Regions from separate parts of the Mus musculus genome. Here region 1 is linked to region 2. Evidence: chromatin loops called from intact Hi-C (ENCODE). Cell type or tissue: left cerebral cortex. All regions are shown on one strand.

Region 1 (2,500 bases), 270 kb after region 2:
ACCCCGCTGGTGGCCCGGACAAGCGGGGACTCTTGCCCGAGGCCTGATCCAGCTTCCGCCGCAGGAGGGATCCCTAGATCTCGCAGATGGTCCTCCTACTACCGCGGGGACCCCTGAGCCCCAGCCAGGCTGCAGCACCAGCACCGCAGGGGGTAAGGGGCGGGGAACTCACCGCGCTTGCTCCGGCCGATCTGGCCCAGCTTGGGAGGCCGCTTGCTCTGCCCAGCCCCGAAGAAGTTGTTGGTGTCCTGCAGGCGGCACGAGAAGATCTGGCCCACGTCGCCGCCGTCGCCGTAGGGGCTCAGCTTCTCGTCGCCGTAGGGCAGCACCTCCGACATGGTCGCGTCCGGGGGCTCCGAGGCGGCACCTCCTCCGCCCGCGTCCCCGCCCGCGGAGGACAGGGTCAGCGGCGCTGGGGCCGGGGATGGCCGGCCGGGGACGGCCCTCGGGGCTGCCGCGGCGCTGGGGCCGGCGAGAGGCCGGGGAGGGACACCGCTTGGGGCAGGAGCGCGCAGCCCGCGCGAGCGACCCAACGAGCGCCCGCAGCTGAGCTGCGCTGCGCTCGGGCTCCGCGCGCGAGTGGCTGCTGCTCCGGCAGCGGCGGGCAGGACTCACATCCTCGGCGCTCTCGGGCGCGGGGCGGGGGCCGAGCCGGGCGGGGCCGCGACGCGCGGGGAGGAGGGTGTCCCTGCGAGCCCGGAGGGCGCGGGACCGAGGTGGGCGCACCCCGGGGAGCGCGCGGGCCAGTCCTGCCGCGGATGCGGGCGGCGGCAGCGGCGGCGACTCGGGGACTGTGAAGCAGCGAGCGGCCGAGGGGGAGGGGAGCAAAAAGGAGGGAGGGCAGGGGGAGGAAACCCGGAGGGAGGGAGGGAGGGAGGGAAGAAACCGAGAGGGCGACGGGGAGAAAAACAGAAAGACAGAAGAAGGCAAGGGGAGCGGCGGGAGGAGGGAGGGTGAGGAAGGAGGGAGAAAAAGAAAAGGGGGGAGACTAGATTTGGATCGGAGAGGCAGAGCGGAGAAGCGAAAGAGGGAAAAATAGAGGGTCGGAGAAGGAAGGAGGAGAGAGGGGGGACAGAGGGAGGCAGGGACGAAGGAGCAGCCTGCGAGCTGCTAGGGAGAATGCCAGCCCAGGCTGAAAGCGAGGCGCCAGAGGAGGGAGGGAGGAGGGGACCCGTGGGCCTCGGGGAGAGATCCCTGGAAGCTAAGCGACGTCACGGGGCCGCGCCGGACCGCGGCTGGCTTCCTGCCCCCGCCCCCGTTCCCTCCGTCCCGCCTGCGCTGAGGGGCCCCGGTGCGCCCCGCCCCGCCCCGCCCCGCCCCGCACGGCCCGCGCCCCTCCCGCGCGGTGTTTACCCGACCCGGAGCCTGTGCGCGCCGGCTCGGCTGGCTGTGACTCCCGAGGGGAACCCGAAGCAGTGGGAGGGGAGGGGACCGAGGACGCACCGGCCGGGAAGGACGCGGATGCTGACCTCCCTGGAGGCCAGTTACAGAGGTCAAGGATCGGAGCGTACTGGGCCACCCGCGGGCACTCCTCTCCCTTCCCCCACCACACTTGTGCCCCACTTAGACCCTGCCGGGCATTCCTCTATCCCCGTGCCCACTGGATCTGCCAGGAAGGCCTTTTTCTCACTTCTTGTCCCTCTGTGCGGGGGCCCTGGCTCCCCCCGCACCAACCCCGGGGACAAGAAGGAGGGGAGGAGGGGGCAGCCCCGCCTCCCGCGGGATAGGGGAGAGCCTCATTACTCTGGGCTTGCCCGGGATGCCCGGCTCCTAGAGCCCTCTGACTCGCTGGGGACGCCCCGGGCCTGCAGCCCTTTGCCCTCCGGGACCTCTCTTATAACAACAGTCTTAATAAAGCTCTGGAGAGATACTGCAGCCTCAAAACCCGGAGCGTGCTCCTGCACCCTGGGAGGGAGACCCGGGAAGCCCAGGAGGCCTGGCAGGCGCATCTGTCTGCCAGATGGTAACTTCAAGGGGGCAAGGTGCGTGAGGAGTGCTCATTATCCTCGCCTGAGCCTGGAGCACCTGCTCTCCCCAAGGAGACCAGACCTGCTCAGCAGAGCTGGCCTAACCCCAGCGAGGGGTAACCAGTCCAAGGTCAGCAGCCTGCAGGAGAGAGGCAGGGCTAGGAAGCTAATCCTTGTCATTAGGCTCCTAACTCACCTAGCACCCCGCCCCCTCGCCGGAGAGCAGGGGAGGGGGTTGCCATCAGCCAGGGATGACGCAGCCTAGAACCCGTGCCCCCTCCCCCCAATGTTAAAGGGCTGGCTGGTTTCCAGAATCCAGACCTCAGGATGCGAAGACGAAGGGGTGGAGAAATAGATTGTGACAGGTGGAATAAACTTGACTTCTGGGTACAGGCCCGATCTTGAACCCCAACCCTGTGCTTCCCTTGCAGTGACACTTTAGGCAAGGGGTCTATCCTCCCTGAACCCCAGTAGTCTCCCCTGCCCAACTGCCGGTGTGCCCCTCAAGACAGTTAAAGAGGAGAAGGCCCCCG
Region 2 (2,500 bases):
GGATTGTGCTGTCGCAGGAGCCTAGACAGAGGGCAAAGGTAGAGTTTGGGACCCAGGGTGTGTGTGTGTGTATCTCTGAAGGCGCCATGGCTGCCGTTCTCCAAACACCTGTTTCCTGTAGCATCCTGCCCTCCTTCTGGGTGGGGGTGGGAGCTGGTGTTCCCTCTGTGTAACAGATGGTCTCTGTGCTGGGTAGGAGGCGGTGGGTTATAAAAGCAGGTTGGGTGTAACGGCTTTACCTGAAGGAGGTGTTAGTCTCGAAATAGCCTTGAGTGGGCTTATGAGAATTAGTCATAATTGAGGTTTTTCTCTTGAGATAGCTTGCAAGTCATGTTATCTTATGACCAGGGTGTCTTGAATATGACACCCCCTGAACACGGCTAATTATACAGAGTACCAAAAGGTATAGCAACGACACGCACACACTCAAGTTTGACTGTTAAAAATAACCCCGCAGAGTGCCTGGGAGAACGCATGACTTTTCTCATCGAAGTTGTTAGGGAGAGGTTTCTAAGTTACCAAACTTCCTGACAGCCAAACCTTCCCCAGGCATGTGTGGGTGTTGGAAGCCAAGCCTGTGATAATTCTGTGGAAGCTGTGGCAAATTAATAGCCATTCCCAAGTGAGAAGGATGGAAGCTCAGCTAGAGGCTTATCCTCGCCTCAGCTGGACAGCTATGGCTTTCTCCTGCCACTCCGAACGAGAAACTCATAGGGAAAAAAAACTTTATGGTTGATCAGAAAATAAATGAGCAAGGGAAGGGGCAGGCATTTCTGGCGTCAAAACTTTTCGCTCAGGAAGAAGTTTCTGAACTACCTGCCTCCAGATTGGGCATGGAGAACAGAGGGGGAGAATGGAGGAAGGTTTGGCTGTGTAGAGCAGGGATAGCCACAGAGCCTTTTCACCCGTTAACCGGGTGTGTGTGTGGGGTGTGTGTGTGGGAGAGAGGGGGGGGAAGGGTGAGAGGGAGGGAAGGAGGGAGGGAGGGAGGGAGGTGACGGCTCAGTGGGGATAGCATTTGCCCAAGGTCCAGAATTTGGATTCCCACAATCCATGAAAGTGCTGGGTGAGTGTGCCAGCTCACCTATAACTCCAGCCCCAGAAGGCAGAGACAGGATCCCCAGTCTAGCAAGACTAGCCATATGGATGAGCTCTGGGTTTGATTGAGAGGTCCTGCCTCAGTGAATAAGGCATAAGAGCCATGGAGGCTGATTTCTACTCACATCAAACCTTGGCCTCTATCTGTGCATGTGTACCTGCCTACACATGTACCCCCAAACATGCAAAACACACAGACACACAGGACACATGGATAAAGAGGATTAAAACGTGAAAACGGAAGGGAACCTGGTCAGAGATTTTGAACAGCAGGCTCCCCTGGATTCGTAGAAATAGTATGTTTTGGTTCCCTGTGGCCTGGTTCCTGGTGGTCTAGTACAGGAGAGAACACACAGAGCATCTGGGGGCAGGGGTCACACCTAAGCCCACGAACCTGGACTAGTGCTCCTGAGGGCTGCTTGATGGAGGAGCTTGGGGGAAGTCAACTCTTAGGTGAGTGACAGTGCGTAGGTGGAAGGGACGGATCAACCCAAGAAATGTTTTGTTGTCTTGAGGCAACTGCATGGGAGGGGGCGGGGACGGGGGAGCTCTGAAGTCAGCCTCCTGACCGTTCTGTGCAGTGGACAGGGCACATTTGGGGGCTGCCATCTCCCAGCTGTTTAACACTAAGTAGGAGAAGGAAGAGCCACAACTAGCGCCTTAGGGAAATGTTCTAAAGCAGGTGTCTATGGACAGTACAGACAGAAAAGTCAAAATAGATGCTCTCTAGGTCTTCCTGAGGAGGCTTGCTGTGACCAGACTGGGGAGCCTTGTTCCATGTGACCTGTGTGTAAGGGCAAAGTGTAGGCAGCCCATGGCAGGAGGGCTGGGTGGGAATCCCAGAGGGTGGTGTGTCTATAGTGAGTGATGTCACTGCAGACAGACTGTGTCCCTTGTCTGGAGAAGTGACCTGCTATTGAGTAGAGCTGAGCCTGGTTGCCCTGCAGAGAGTCTTAGCAGGGTTGCCTTCCCCTCTCTAAGCAAATACAGTCTGCCTCTGACATTCTTCATCTGCATCTGAGGTCTGTGTTGAGCCACTCCCTTAGGGAGCTTCCAGCCCAGGGAGCCAGAAAGGACTCTGGAGCCGGGCACATTTTGCCTGATGTAGGACTTCCCCGGTGGGGCCCTTCTGTCCCCTGGACGCTTTTCTGGGTTGGGCCCAATCAGATGTTACCAGAGCACAGTGCACTCTCTTGAGTGTGTGACCATACTGGTTATGTCCCAGTGCAGTAGTCAGAACAAACAAAAGCATCCATGGATGCCTGACCGTGACTCCAGCTTGTCACATACTCCAGCTTGTCACATGGCTCGTTCCCCCTCCGACTGGCCTTTCTGCGTGTAGGCCCTTCTCCATGACAGCGAGAATTGGCTTTTCTTTTCTTCATAGTACTTACCATTCCTT

What was found. A loop is a pair of places that touch in the nucleus more often than their neighbours do. Peaks named below come from ENCODE experiments on the same cell type or tissue, not always from the same donor. Only the 100,000 strongest peaks of a DNase experiment are listed, where the experiment ranks them.
Region 1: it touches region 2 in a loop (7-fold over the local background); 2 of 42 quality-filtered maps call a loop at or near these places.

Annotation. Positions count from the first base shown.
Region 1 is chr4:138,453,024-138,455,523 of GRCm38, reverse strand. Camk2n1 (calcium/calmodulin-dependent protein kinase II inhibitor 1) reads right to left here and starts at 376. Exons shown (of 2, transcript NM_025451.2): 1 at 173-376. The coding sequence starts at 338. In left cerebral cortex, no CTCF peak of the experiment used is centred here; DNase peaks (open chromatin) are centred at 95, 354, 811 and 1,136; H3K4me3 peaks cover 2,022 bases; H3K27ac peaks cover 2,500 bases.
Region 2 is chr4:138,721,633-138,724,132 of GRCm38, reverse strand. The region is part of intron 1 of Ubxn10 (UBX domain protein 10); the gene reads left to right. Among named protein-coding and RNA genes, the nearest start is that of Ubxn10, 2.4 kb to the left of the region's middle. In left cerebral cortex, no CTCF peak of the experiment used is centred here; DNase peaks (open chromatin) are centred at 263, 452 and 1,146; H3K27ac peaks cover 2,244 bases.